Regions from separate parts of the Mus musculus genome. Here regions 2 and 3 are each linked to region 1. The links are chromatin loops, found by intact Hi-C in ENCODE. Cell type or tissue: left cerebral cortex. All regions are shown on one strand.

Evidence for each region. Peaks named below come from ENCODE experiments on the same cell type or tissue, not always from the same donor. Only the 100,000 strongest peaks of a DNase experiment are listed, where the experiment ranks them.
Region 2: a loop joins it to region 1, with 2.7 times the contacts of the local background. A loop is called at or near these places in 5 of 42 quality-filtered maps.
Region 3: it touches region 1 in a loop (2.1-fold over the local background); 2 of 42 quality-filtered maps call a loop at or near these places.

What each region holds. Positions count from the first base shown.
Region 1 is chr1:39,091,376-39,096,375 of GRCm38, forward strand. No RefSeq gene overlaps it. Among named protein-coding and RNA genes, the nearest start is that of Gm35222, 67 kb to the left of the region's middle. In left cerebral cortex, a CTCF peak has its summit at 2,801; DNase peaks (open chromatin) are centred at 2,147, 4,047 and 4,652; H3K27ac peaks cover 1,199 bases.
Region 2 is chr1:39,337,821-39,342,820 of GRCm38, forward strand. Npas2 (neuronal PAS domain protein 2) reads left to right here. Exons shown (of 21, transcript NM_008719.2): 16 at 233-379. Among named protein-coding and RNA genes, the nearest start is that of Rpl31, 28 kb to the right of the region's middle. In left cerebral cortex, a CTCF peak has its summit at 3,042 (motif pointing left); DNase peaks (open chromatin) are centred at 1,169, 1,850, 2,217, 2,590 and 1 more place; H3K27ac peaks cover 1,856 bases.
Region 3 is chr1:39,311,245-39,316,244 of GRCm38, forward strand. Npas2 (neuronal PAS domain protein 2) reads left to right here. Exons shown (of 21, transcript NM_008719.2): 6 at 597-717; 7 at 1,711-1,824. It also overlaps the pseudogene Gm3617. Among named protein-coding and RNA genes, the nearest start is that of Rpl31, 54 kb to the right of the region's middle. In left cerebral cortex, no CTCF peak of the experiment used is centred here; DNase peaks (open chromatin) are centred at 654, 781, 1,417, 2,347 and 1 more place; H3K27ac peaks cover 2,899 bases.

The sequences.
Region 1 (5,000 bases):
TGCTTTGTTGAGGTTCCACACACAGGAGATTCTAGCTTGTGACAAGTTGATGTTAAAAGTCAACCATATACAATAGAGAGAACAAGATGGTTCAGTGGGTAAAGACGCTAACCACGAAAGCCTGACAACCTGAGCCCAATCCCTGGAGCCCATATAAAAGTGGAAGGAAGAAGTGGGATTTACAGAGTTGTCCTCTGACCTGCACACGCATGCCCATTGGTGTACACACACACACACACACACACACACACACACACACACACACACGCAAGGTGGGGAGAGTAAAAAGTAAATACAATATTGAAAGAGTGCTCAGGATGGATTTCCCTGGTATGACATGGCTTCTCTCTGCCACCACTCCATGCAAATTAGCCTTGGATACTCTTCCTTCTTAAAAGAGTCCATAAGTTCAGAGTCCATAAGGTCAGGTTTGTTGTTGTTGCTTGCTTGCTTCCTTGCTTGGCTCTACCTTGGACTTTTTGGTTTCTACCTCAGGCTCACTGCTTCTCTGCTCCTCATGACTTGGCCCCAGCTCGGCCTTGTCCACCCATCTAGCTGGCCTCTGTACAGATGTGACCTCAGCCACTTGGTCTTGTCTCTTCCATCCCATCTCTGGGCTCTCTTCTAGGGACTTCGTTGCCTCTTCATCTTAGCTCTAAAAGATTTGCTTCCCATCAAACCCCGGGCAACCCTGGCTATGTCCCTCCATCTTGAAACAGCCTCATTTCCTCCTTAAAAGAGAGAGTCCATGAAGACACCTTCTCAGCTTCAGCATTTCAATGGGAGTGGGGGATGGGGTGTGGGGTGAGGTGGGGCAGTGGGCAGGACAGGGGGTTCTGCGTGACTAAAAGTTACTGGGATTCCTGAGTGAGAAAAAGCACGGGTGGAGAAGACAAGAAGGACCTGACAATTACTTGTACCTGCGACCTTCTTTTCTCCCCAGGTCACTTCCTCCTGATTTTTCTCCGGGCACTTTGGAATGGCCCTTCCAGAGCTCCATACCAAACACCTGATCATGTTGATGGAAGGCTTTCTTCATCTAATCTCATTTCTGAGACCCAGAACCCAGACTTCCAACTGCCCACCACGCATTGCTTCCTAGGGCCTGGGAAGCTTTCATAGACTTTATCCCAATCCAAGTTTCAAAATGGAATTGTCCTGGTTTCATTTCTGGTGGGGATAAAATTGCCCTGACAAATAGCAACATGGAGGTGAGAAGGGTTTATGTGGCTTCCAATTTCAGGCCACTTTCATCATTGCAGAAACTCAAGCCACTTAGTCACATCACATCCACAGTCAAGAACAGAGAGGATACAACTCCTTCCTCCCTTGCTTCCTTTCACGTCACACTTCTCTTCTCTCACACTGCTTAGGATCTCCTGCCGAGGGGTCGGCGCTGCCTGTTTATTCAAAAAAATCAAGAATGAGGAAGGACATGTGGCTTACACAAATACACATGCACCTGTGCCTATACCTGCATGCCCCCCATACCTACAGGGACACACTCGCACACAAACACACACACACTTGCAAGGACACACACACCTGCAGAGACACATACACTCACACTCTGGCAGGGACACACACACCTGCAGGGACACACACACACACCTTCAGAGACAAACACACACACACACACAACCCTGCAGGGACACACGTACACACACACACACACACACCTTCAGGGACATACACACACTTTCAGGGACACACACACACACACACCCTTCCTCTCTTCAATCTCTAAATGAGTAGGCAGCTTGCAGCTACAGGAGCATTTTGTGCTGGTATCAACAATGTGGTTTGTTAACCGGGAGTGAGATTTCTAGATAATTAGGATATTCTAATTTTCTGGGAAAAAAAATCATGAATTTAAAATTTTTCAAGCCATACTGTGCTTTTCCTTAAGGTAGATAGATGTTACATTGCTATTAAATGTCATCCCTAAACTGATGTAAATATGAGGCAGGATGTCATCTTTCTCACCTGCCAGCCATATGTGGTACAACACTTTTCCTTCTTCCACACTCAACAGCTTGCCCACCTAAACCCTCTGTGCACTGCCTCCCTCTGTCACGGTTACAGACAGAACCCGTGACAGCAGCACCCTGTCAGTCACCTTGGAAACTATGGACCAAGATGCCAGGCACATAGCTGGCAGGTGACGTTTCAGGGGGTGCATTTCCATTCTGCTTCTGGGTGGAGAAGGGTGTGGTTTGGATCGCTCATTGCTGTCAGAAGGAAAGTGGAAATATATGTATTCACAGTACAAGTTGCAGCACCTCCAGCAAGATCTACCACCACAGCAAAAGAAACCCATTCTATCCTCTTGCTCCAAGTGATTGATTTATACTCAGAAAGATGGGCATACTAGGTATAATACACACATACACACACACACACACACACACACACACACACACACACACACACACACAGAGTGAGAGCCTGAAAGAGGATTTTAAAGTGGTGTTTGCAGTCCCATTAAAGTTCAGTCGTGATGGCAGAGCCAGAGTGAAAGGCCAAATCATTAAAGTACAAAATGCACCTGATAGATAATAGATGGCCAGTAGGAAGCGTGGATGCAAACGCACAGGGCTGGGGGAGGGGAAACGCACCACGGGGGTGGGTGAAACCAATACCTAAGGTGCCAACCCAGCACCATTCTGCCATGATTTGGAGATGGTGTGACTATCCCCCAGGGGCTCCTCAGTTGGAAGCTTGCTCTCCAGTATGATGGCACTGAGTGGGGGAAACTCTCAGACATGAGATCCAGTGGAAGTGAGCAAGATCACAGGACACTCTCTAGCACCCCTCTTGGAAGGAATCATTGCTGATCTTGCAGAGTAAGTTAGCGTCCTCAAGAACAAGGGGCTGTGAAGAGAGTTTAACCTCCGGATCTGTCTGGCTTCCAGTCTAATCGTGTGATCCGTCCCTCTTGTACACACCGTTAATATGATATGTCCGCCGTGAGATAATACAGCCAGCAGCCTCACAGAAAGCTAACCTTCCGTTGTCCTGTCTTAGATTTTCAGCCTCCAAAGCTGTGAGCCAAAGGAAACTCTTAATTCCAGCACTTGGGAGGCAGAGGCAGGCAGATTTCTGAGTTCGAGGCCAGCCTGGTCTACAGAGTGAGTTCCAGGACAGCCAGGGCTACACAGAGAAACCCTGTCTTAAAAAAAAAAAAAAAAGTGTCCATGGCATGATAATCATCTTTCTAAATGCCTCCAAAAGTGGAAGGGCTGTCTGTCTTTCAGGTCCGAATAGCAGACTGAGGCTGAGCTGGGAGGCAGAGGTGCCTCATGCCCCTGGCAGTCCTGCAAACTGGATCGCTTCCAGTTACTGCTTGATTCTGGACTCGGACTCCTACAGCCAGTTCCCAGCCCCACTGACTAGCTGGCAGGTCAGAGTGGGCACCCACCTTGTCAGCATGCTCTCCCTCCTCTCGGGGACACAGCTTGTAAGATGGTGGTGGCGTTTTAAAGGTGTTCTCTCAGCACTCATCCGAAAGTGCCTGAGGCACACGAGTGTGCAAAGTACCGAGAAGGAAGTTGGCCAAATAGGTTGTGGGCGAGATCTTTCTAGTCTCCAGAGAGACTACTCCACATTGCTCTCTGTCTCTGCTTCTCTCAGCCAAGAGATGTCACCAGCCCAGCCTGGCTAATGGCACATCCTTATGTGAGCAGCTGATACGTCAGCTGCTGGGTTGACACAGGTAGACCTAGAGGTCCTAGAGGAGCTCATGACCTTCTCTTGCCTCTGTAATAGTCTCTGAGGCGTGATGAAGAGAGTTTGGTCATCTTTGGTCCCTCCTAAATAAAGTCTTCCTAAGAATGAAGACAATGGGAAGAAGCTCAAACAAGAGAGACCAGAGGATCCTTTCAGAGCCCTAAGATTCAGTCAAATCGGGAGCCAACAAACACTATCTTGAGACATTCCCGTTGCGGAAGTTCACACCCACTTTAGGCTGCACCTGTCTCTTGCCACTAAAAGTCCTGGAAAACACACACCACCCTCTCCAGATTATTTAGAGAACAGGCCTCTAAATAATGACAATAGGAAGAGCCAATTCTGCTTCTCATTATACATCAAGTCATCCTGTGGGGAGTCTGGTCCTACATAGTGGAGATTCTCATTCCAGAGACCTGGGTGTGGTCTGCACTTCTTGTGGTTTCAGAGAGTAAAGAGTAGTGAAAACAGGCACTTTTAGGAGATCTGTTATTGAGGGGGAAAGGAGACTTGGTGCTGTTGGGGTGAAATCACAATAAGATATCATTTAGAGTCCTTCTACAGAGTCACAGAAGGGTCGTCACACACTGTGACTTGGTAAATCTGGACTAGGTCTTTCTGATAATGACCCTCAATATGATGACTGCAGGGATCTTACTTGGCATTTTAATCCTAGGAAACCGTTTTCATCTGCCCTTTAGGCTCATTCTATGCCTGGCAGTGCTGGCTTCCTTCCTGTTTCATCTACTCTGCCTGGATACCAGTTCCTGTGGATCCTTTGCCCGGCCTGGAAGAGCCTGGCCATCCTGACTGAGCCCACTCTCCACAACACACACAGCATCTTTGTGCCTGTCTCTATCTACCAGGGTCTTTCCCCAGCCCCAGGCTAAGTTTCCCATCTCTGCATAAGGCATTTTACCATAACATCTTCATTTAGCTATGCCTTTCCCACGCATAATGCTTGGCGTCGTCAGTGCCACAGAATCCGGAATCACTCGGGAGGCAAGCTTCTGGTCATGCCTGCGGGGGAACTGTTTTGATTAGGTTAACTGAATTGAGATGACATGTTTGTTGTGCATGGGACTCATCCCCAGGGCTGGGGTCCTAGGCTATGTGACATGAAGGAAGTCGGCTAAGCATCCATTGCTCTGCATTTCTGATCATGGCTGGCACGTGACTAGCTCCCTCAAGCTCCTGCTGTAGTGATCTCTCCACTTGGATGGACTCTAACCTTGGACTGAGAGCCAAAATGGACCCATTTCCTTTTTGTT
Region 2 (5,000 bases), 250 kb after region 1:
AGCACCAGGTTCCGATTTAGGGTGACAGAGGGGCTTGCTGTCATCATTAGCACAAGGAACGCTGGCTAGACACCTTGTCACTTCAGAGCCGAACAGTCGTTTTCTCAGAGATCCTGAGAACAGCGACCAAGGGACAGGAAAGAAGTATTTAAGACTGATCTGAATGCTGGCAAAGGTGGTCTCAGGCTGAAATAACTCTTTGATTTGAATTTTTTTTTACTTCCTTTTGAAGTTTTCAGCACAATTCAGCATGTTCCAGACCATTAAAGACCAACTGGAGCAGAGGACACGGATCCTGCAGGCCAACATTCGGTGGCAGCAGGAAGAGCTTCATAAGATCCAGGAACAACTCTGCCTGGTCCAGGACTCCAACGTCCAGGTAATGTGCCTGTGCAGACTGGCCTCTGTTCTCCTTAGCATTCACTCCTGTTCAGTCAGGACTTTACCCTCAAGTCCCTAGGTATTGCCTCACAGAACCCAGTGTGCTTAGGAAGTATGCAGACCTAAAGTCTGCCTTGAGAGCCCTAAGCATTTGCAGCCACCCTAGGCAAGACAGAAGGAGCAGAAAGGACACTTCAAGAAAATCACCACAGGACTATCCCTGCCCATCCCCCTATGACACTGACTCGTTAGCATCCACTGGCAGCACCTATGAGAGAAGAACAATGCTGCAAACTAAGAAGCTGTTTCATGACAAGAGTTACATTATGACCGTGTGGTTTCCTTGGATGACCCCAGAGCCCTCTCTCCGGAGGTCTGCTCAGCTCTGCTGGGACGCACAGGGGACATCAGTTCTGCCTTCTGATCCTGTCCTTCCTGCCCCTGCATAGCACACTTACTAGATGGGACACCCAATGCATACCCAGGCAGAAGCCCGGGCATCCCTTTTTGTATTCCTGTAAGAATTACTCAGCAAACTACACAAAAGTCCTTCTTCGCTTTCCCTGCTGCGGTGACTCCCCAGTGTGGACACTGGAAGACGCCTAGCAGTCGCATGAATTTAAAAGCATGGCTGCCAAAATGTCGAATTCACAAAACGCCACTTGTTACCACTCTTCCCAGAGTGCGATATGTTTTTCCTCACAGATCCGTAACCCAGTCAGTAGCTTTGAACTTGTCTCGTTTTGATTACTTTAATGGGGTTTTATACTGACGGGAAGGGGGTGAGGAATTGAAGCAGAAAGTGCTAAAAAGCAAGGTGGGCGTCTGAACACCCTCCAGAGTGCTGGAGCTTTCTGCTTCCTGCCTGCGCCACCTCAGAGCGAGATTTTAAAATAACAGGCAATAATGTTATTGCTTTTGCTCCCAGTTGTAAAGGGTGTGATGTGTCCCCATCAGGGGTACATTTTGTGAACCCCCAACACATAGATTATGCTGAAGTACATATATATGTATCTGAGTCCGTCAAACAGCCATGAAAACACAGCCCTCCTGTGCATGCCTTCCCTGTGGAAATCAAGTGTTCTACTGCACCCCACACACACCCTGTACATACCAGGCCCTACAGTTTGTGCGTCTCTGTGGCGAAGTAGGGCCTTCAGTCTGCACACCTCCCTAAGAAGCCAGGCTCTCAGGTGCTCATGTTCCTATGCAATGTAAAATCTCCATTGCACACAGCCCCGTGTGGGAGCCAAGCCCCCCACCCGCCCCCAGTGCACACCTCCCTTGCAGAATCTATGTCCCAGTGTGTGCTAGTGAGTTCTTTTAGAATTAGGCTGCGAGGAAGTTCTCTGAGATGTTTGATGTTTGCTCTGGGGCAAAGGTGAAAGGTGCACAGGAGCCAAGCTGAGCTGAGGCACTACAGTCGAGAGAAAGTGGCCTCCTTAGCCTACAGCTTCTGCATGGAAACCACGCCCTCAGTGTGTACATCTCCCCAGTGGATTCTAAGTCCTCATTGTACAGCTGCCTATAGATGCTACACCCTCGGCATACAGCTCCCTGTGCATGCCAAGCTGTTGGATGCACAGCTCCCAGTGGAAGCTAAACCCCCTGGTGCACAGCTCCCCTGTGAATGCTAACCCCCACCCCATCCCACCCCCATGACTACCTGCCCTGTGGATGCTTAACCCCCTGGTGCATAGCTCCCCTACAGATGCTAAACACACACACACACATGAATACCTGCCCTGTGGGTGCTAACCCCCCTGGTGCACAGCTCCCCTGTAGATGCCAAGCCTTATCTGTGTTTATTCCTCTGCACTTATCTTCAAAGTGGAATTTTCCAAAAAGAACACGGAGATCCACAGACAATCAAACCAGAGAACGTCTCCTCCCCGAAGCCTGGCTTCTTGTTTTTCACAAGACTTAAATACATCCTAAAAACTCCTACCAAAATGTGATCCTTGAAAAAAGAAAAAAAAACTGATTCAACTGTAAAAATTTAAGCAAGTGGAAATTATTCTAGCCTCCCCAGCCTTTCCCCAGCCCCCCACACCCCCTAATCCCCCTTCCCCATCCTTACTTCTGCACACACACCACCAGAGAGGAAAGACAAGAGATAAGGATGACACATTGGCAGTTTGCCGAAGCCGGGCAATGATGCCGTATTGTACCGACTTTTTTGTAGTGTCTCCATATTAGTGATTTCTGTGTGTCCTGTAATGACACCAATGAGGTGTAAAGTCTGCAGGTGTGAATAGTGGAAAAGTATATTTAAGTGGGATCTATTTGTTCTAGCATACGTTTCTTACTTGTTTTGAGGGACTGTCTTGTTTTCTGTTTGCGTGTTTTCTATAACCTTTTGAGGTCGGCTTTTGAGAAATCCAAGAAATTCTTCGCTGTTGGTAAAACGGAGGCACAGACATGTATGCCCAGATGCAAACCAGGATTCCCTACCCAGCCAGGGTCGTTTACTGCAGTTCAGTGGGCTTACTTCATTGGTTCAGAACTGAAGTGTGCGCTAGTGCAGTCTTTTAAAATTAGGTTAGGAGGAAGTTCTCTGGGATATTTGATGTTTGCTCCCAGGTGAAGGTGTGCTGAGGTCCTCCCGGTCACGAGAGAGTGGCCTCGTGCTTTTTTGAGCACGTGTGCCCTCTGCTGGTTATTCAAATGAATGCCTATAAGGACACCTGCAGCCGTAGTAAGTAACATGTTCCTTGATTGGCTCTTTGAGACAGCCATCATTCTAGCCTAGCAGCCAGCCAGCCAGCTGTCCAGATATGTATGTCTCACTCGTTGGAGCACTGGGAGAGGAGGAGGATAAAGACAACAGGTTTTTTATTCCTTAGAGGCCACACACAGTTGGGACAGCATAACATATCAAACCATTAGCTCCATGACAAGAGCAGAGACAGTTTGAGCAAGAAGTTTCATTCTTTTGTTTGTTTGTCTGAGTGTTTTTCCATTCACTCCTTTAGCAGATCTCTGTACCCACAGTCAAAAGGGGAAGATCTCTTTCTCTCACTTTAAGAATAATGCCACAATGTAGCGCTCCTTCCACATTTGTTTCACCTTACCTACTTAACATGTGCTGACTTCATGACTCTTTCCTGGACAGTTTTATGTTGATTTGACACAAGCAAAAGCCATCTGAAAAAAGGGAACCTCAGTTGAGAAGATGCCTCCATAAGATCAGGCTGTAGGCAAGCCCTTCTTAATTAGTGATTGATGGAGGAGGGCTCAGCCCCTTGTAGTTGAGGCTACTCCAAGGCTGGAAGCCCTGGGTTCTCAAGGAACACAGGCTGGGCACACCATGAGGAGCAAGCCAGTAAGCAGCACCACTCCGTGGCCACTATAGCTCCTGCCTCCTATTCTGTCTGAGTTCCTGTCCTGACTTCCTTCGTTGATGAACAGTGACGTGGAAGCATAAGCCAGATAAACTCTTAATCCCAGCTTGCAGTTGGCCGTGGTGTTTCATCACAGCAATGCTATGGGGTAGCAGGATGTGGGTACTGCTGTGACGGAGCTGAGCGTGCGGTTTTGGAAGGATCGTGGAAGGACTTTGGGATTTGGGATTAGAAAAGTCATTGAGTCTTCAAAGCTTGATGGGCTATTCTGCGGGAGCTTCCGAGGTGAGAATGTTGAGAGACGTGCAGGGGGAGAGGCCTGACTTGTGAGGTTTCTGGGAGAAGCAAGGACTCTACAGGGCCTTTTGAGTGGAGAGTCTGTGGTGTCCCGTCAGCTGGAGCTGAAAACTTGGCTGTGATTAACAAGAGGCCAGAAACAGTAAAGTGAAAACTTTGTTGCTGGAATGCTGGATGCTGGTCAGCTGGGACTGAGAAATTGGCAGTGATTAGGAAGAGAGCAGCAGCAGTGAGGTGAAATCCTCTGGGAAGTGTTTCCTGAGTCTCTCTCTCTCTCTCTCTCTCTCTCTCTCTCTCTCTCTCTCTCTCTCTCTCTCTCTCTCTCTCACATACACACACATACACACACATATACACACATACACATACACACACACATGCACACACAAGCTTGTTCCAGAGGTGGCCAAGGTTGTACCTTACACAGTCAGCTAAACTTGGTAGTTTAAGAGTCACCCAGCTGATACTGGTTTTAAAGGCATGAGGGGTCATCGTGAGCAGCTGAGGCTTGCCACTGTGAGAAGCCAGGAGAAGCCATTGGTGAAGGTACAGCCTCCATAGCAGATGAAGGCCCAGGATAGAAGGGGGTCATGCAGAGAACTCGAGGCTTGGCACCATGAAGCAAGCCTATGAGAGGCCATGGTGAAAGTGCAGCCTCAGTAGCAGTTTAAGGCTTAGGGTGAAAGGGCTCGTGTAGGGAAGTTAAGGCTTGCTCTGGGCCATGGTGTATTATCGCAGCAATAGTAACCATAACTAGCACAGTCAATATTATAAGAATGGGGAAACCAAATCACTGGGAAAGTTATCAATATTGACCAAGATTATTCTCAGTGGTGGGACTGCATGCAGAACTCAGTGCGTCTTCTTTGAGGCAAACTATAATGCCTGCCACAATGAATCTTGCATTAATTTGACCCTTGGTCAGCAAGCAAGCTATATCCTGCCCAAAGGAATATAGCAATTGGCTTGAACATGAGT
Region 3 (5,000 bases), 220 kb after region 1:
TTTTATCAAGGTTAACTATATGAGCATAGATTTAAAGGATCATGGATAACTTACCAGTGGCTTCACAAATGATTTCCCCCTCCCCAGCGACCATTCATCGCCAATCAGGGAGGAATGGAGCCTCCCAAGGCTCTTGGATGGAATGAGGATGCGAACAGGTCTTGGGGAGAGAACCAAGGCTGTTGTGAGTTTGTGAGTACCACAGCCGTGCCATGTCCAGGAGAGAGCCTCCCAAGCCTTTGACCACTTTGCCCCTTCCATCTCCTGGTCCCCTAGACCACTGAGAAGGTCAAGTATAGGCATCCCTGGGACTTTTACTTGTTAATCAATTTATTTTCAGCTGATTAAGCCCAAGGCCTTGGGCATTCTAAGCAAGTGCTCTCTCACTGAGCCACAGCCCCAACCCCTGTAAAACCCTTTTACATCGTGATTCTAAGGTGCAGAGGAAGAGTCCATGAAGGGTCTTCTCAGACCTCGTGGCCCTCGGCTTTCCTCTCTGAAGCAGCCCTGAGCTGCCAAGAACTCTGAGGCTCTGCCTTTGCTCTGAAGTTCACTCGGTCGAGCGCACGCCTTTTTCTCTTTATTTTCTCTTGCAGGCGGATGTCATGGATCAGAACTTGTTAAATTTCCTTCCAGAGCAAGAACATTCCGAAGTTTATAAAATCCTTTCTTCCCATATGCTTGTGACGGATTCCCCCTCCCCAGAATTCCTAAAATGTAAGTCCTCCCTCCTGGTGTTGTTATTGGATCTGAAGACAAGAATTTTGCTCTAGCTAGGGAAAGGAGGTCAGAATGAATTAAGAAGGAAGGACTAATTTTAAGGATAATTTTCCTCGTGACTCAGAACATTTCCAAGATCCTTTTGAGGTATATTTTAAGTTGAAGCTAAAACTGGAACTTGGAGCACGTACGACATTTTAGCTTTTATGTGGAAACGTTGAAAGTATAGCTTCAGAATAATAACATGTTTCATGTGTATGGCAAGAGATGCCTTTTTACATGAGAGTAATAAATAGGGCAAAATTCAGGGAGCAGGCTGCTGATCTTAGGGAACACTACAATGTAAAGTTTCTGTGGCAGCAGATAATCAACTGCTAATTGAATAATTAGGTTGGAAATCCATATTCTGTCCTCCTGCGGCTGTCTTCTGGTTATTTACTTGCATGTGCAATTTTTTGGAAGTTTGAGATTTATATCAAAATATTTGGCAACCTAGATAGAAGGCAGGCCTCGGTGTGTGCTCACCACGCGCCGCCTAACGAAGCATACGCAATGGCAGGCAGTAGCAAAGACGCTTGCATTTGCTCAAGCCTCAGTCCATTTCCATGCATAATTGGTCCCGTCGTACATCTGATTTCCCTTCAAAGCAAAGCAAAAAAGAGATTAAATTAAAGAGAGCGGCTCTATGCGAGCAGCTTTATTTTAGTACGCCATGTGAAAACAACCAGAACTAATCGATGCCGACATAACCAACCACAGACATCTGTGGGTAGATTGACTAATTGGGTCCAAGTATAGAATACGGAGTATGGATGAGCTGCAGGGAGAACGGCCTGGAGCTGCAAGGGTTAGAAGCCAGGTCTAACGGCCCGTCATACGGAGAAAACCACACAGGCCACGCGTGGAGCAAACCCTACAGGCGCAACTTGTTTAGTCTGGAGTCTGTGTAACCCTCCTCTCCCTTTCTCTTTTCTCCCTCTAACGACCCAGCTGACAACGATTTAGAGTTTTATTGCCATCTTCTCAGAGGCAGCTTGAACCCAAAGGAATTTCCAACTTACGAATATATAAAATTTGTAGGAAATTTTCGCTCTTACAACAATGGTAAGCTTTAATCGTCCTATTCTTTCAATGGTGTCTTTTATCATGCAAACGTGTACCTGAGGTCCCAAGAATTATTATTTCATGCCTGCGTTTGGATTTTTCCTGTTTCTGGGACCAACAGAGAGAGAGAGAGAGAGAGAGAGAGAGAGAGAGAGAGAGAGAGAGAGAGAGAGAGAGAGAGAGAGTATGTGTGTGTGTGTGTGTGTGTATGTGTCTGTGTGTGTGTGTCTGTTTGTGTTCACCAGTGCCCTCTCACATTCAAGAGTGCATCTTGTGCCAGTGTGCACACTCACCCTGAATTGTATGAGATCCATTCATTTGTTTTCGAGCTGATGAGATAATCTTGTGCAGTGAGGAATAGTTTAGTTAATAAGGACCAGGCTCAGCCTGCAGACTCTGCCAAACAGGCCTGTGCTGTGACACCCAGCTATGTCCCCTTTGCTCCCGGCATGTTTGTCTCCCCTGTACAGACTGCTGCAGGTCTGATGTAATAGGCCTGGCTCACAGGTCTTCACTCACTACCGTCCCTGTGCACACTTAGTAAGGAGGCTGCTTTACCATGAGCCAGGAATTCTGCATTGGAGAAATTATCACACAGAAGTCAGTTTGATTTTCAGAAACTGCCAAAACGGCTAGTTGCCCAACCTCTAACTGCAGAGACATGAGCTCTAACCTATACTTAAACACTCCTTCTTACTTGTGACCCATGCTAAATGGGAATACAGCTCTAATGCCAGACGTTTCAAAACCAGGTTCCTTTCTGGGTGAAGCACTGAAAGGCCCACTTCCTTATTTGCCATGGCCCTCAAACGCCACACAAAGTAGAAAAGCTAATATTTCCTAAAACAGCAAAGAAAAAAAAAAAGCAGAAGGTGCTGATGGGAACTGGGGGAGGAGGAGAAAAGGAGGGAATGATATCAGAAGAAAGTAGAGTGGGTGCTGAGCTGCAGAGAGGAGGAGGGCCTGTGGGAGGCACAGGGAACACAGAACAGCTCGAACTTCTGCTGCCTTAGTTACTACTGTTTGACTCGGGACCCACCTGGGGCTGTTCACTCCAGCCAGATTAGCCCAGGTTCCAATGGAGCAAGCCAACATTACAGCACCGCGTCCCAGTGCTGAGGCTAACTGGATTTTTTTTTTTCTTTCCACCCTAAATGATCCTTGGCTGCATGGTATTTGAATAAACACACATGCTTCATTTAAAAGGCTTCAAGGAGATGCTAAGTAGGGTAAACCTGCCAGCGTGATTTTCAGGTCCTTGTCCAGGGATTTTGCCTGGAGAGTATCCTCTATGGCTGGCTTGGCTCTTCAGGGGACCAGTCCATCCAGGGGAGGGAAGGCAATTCCTTCTTCTATGTGGGCCCCTAAGTCTGAATGAAGCCAAGGCCTGACCATGTCTGATCTGGCTAATCTGAAAAGCTTGGTCAAACTTCATGAGACAAAGTTAAGGAAGCCGTTACACAGCAGTAAGTGGTAGACAGCAGGCTGCCCGCCCAACTGAAGAAGTTGGCATCTGATGATAGGAAAGCCAACACCATGCCAACCCCAGAACAGCTAGATGCCGCAGCTTGTTAAAATGCAAATTCTTAGGCTTTGTTCAAAGATGCAAGTTCAAGGGGCCCAAGGCCCAGGACCATGAGGAGTGACTATAGGAGTCTTAAACATTGAGAATTCATTATTGTATCATTCCCTAGAGATCAATAGTGCTCCTTCCAATCAGCTCTATTGTTGACTATAAGGAAGGGGCTATTCAACGAAGGCATGAAATGTGCTGACTTGTTAAGAACTAAACCCACTCTTCCTGGAAGCAGCCAGAGGTCACCTGCCAAGATGGTTCGCTACTCTCTTGACCCAGAAAACCCCACAAAATCATGCAAATCAAGAGGTTCAAACCTTCGTGTTCACTTTAAGAACACTCGGGAAACTGCCCAGGCCATCAAGGGTATGCATATCAGCAGAGCCACCAAGTATCTGAAGGATGTCACTTTAAAGAAGCAATGTGTGCCATTCCGGTGTTATAATGGAGGAGTTGGTAGGTGCGCCCAGGCCAAACAGTGGGGCTGGACACAGGGTCAGTGGCCAAAAAAGAGTGCTGAATTTTTGCTGCACATGCTTAAAAATGCAGAGAGTAACGCTGAACTTAAGGGTTTAGACTTAGATTCTCTAGTCATTGAACACATCCTGGTGAACAAGGCACCTAGGATACGCCGACTAACCTACAGAGCTCATGGCGGGATTAACCCATACATGAGCTCCCCCTGCCACAGTGAGATGATCCTCACTGAGAAGGAACAGATCGTTCCAAAGCCAGAAGAGGAGGCTGCACAGAAGAAAAAGATATCCCAGAAGAAACTGAAGAAGCAAAAACTCATGGCCCGGGAATAAATTCAGCATAAAATAAATGCAGATAAAGTTAAAAAAGAAGAAGAAGAAGAAGAAGAAGAAGAAGAAGAAGAAGAAGAAGAAGAAGAAGAAGAAGAAGAAGAAGAAGAACTAAACCCAACTACCGTAGGATCCAGTCACCCCCACATCTTAGGGCACACCCAAAGGAACGAATGCAGGGATTGAAGAGGCATTTGAGCACATTCATAAAGAGTTGCAATGGCCAAAAGTTAGAAGCAGTCCCATTGTTCTTCAGTGGGTGAATGGATTAAAAGTGTGCAGTACCCTTACAGTGAATTGTCACAGCCTGTAAAAGGAGGGGAATTCTGGCATATGCTCAACATAGCGGAGCTTTGAGAATCATTGTGCTAAGTACAGTAAACCTGCCATCAAAGGGCAAGCATCGTGTGATTCCACTCAGATGCGGCACCTATCGTAATTAACTTCATAAGGATAAAGTGAAGGGCGTCTGTCCCGGGCTGGGGGAGGGGCCAGTGAGGAGTTGCCGAGTGGGTATCAGTTTCCATTTGGTAAGACCGAGTTCTAGGGACGGACGGTGCTATCAGTATACAGATGTGCTTGACACTACTTCTGCGTATATTTAAATGCAGTATGGGAACCGGGATGTTGCTCAGCAACATCCAAAAAGAAAAAAGGCTAGGTGGTAAACTTTATTCTAAACAGTGCTTTATCATAATATCTATAACATGTGGGACTGTTGGCCTTAATGGTAGCTGCTACAACCGCAGAATATCCTAAGCATCCAAAGGCACAGAGGGAAAGTCGCCCTGGCT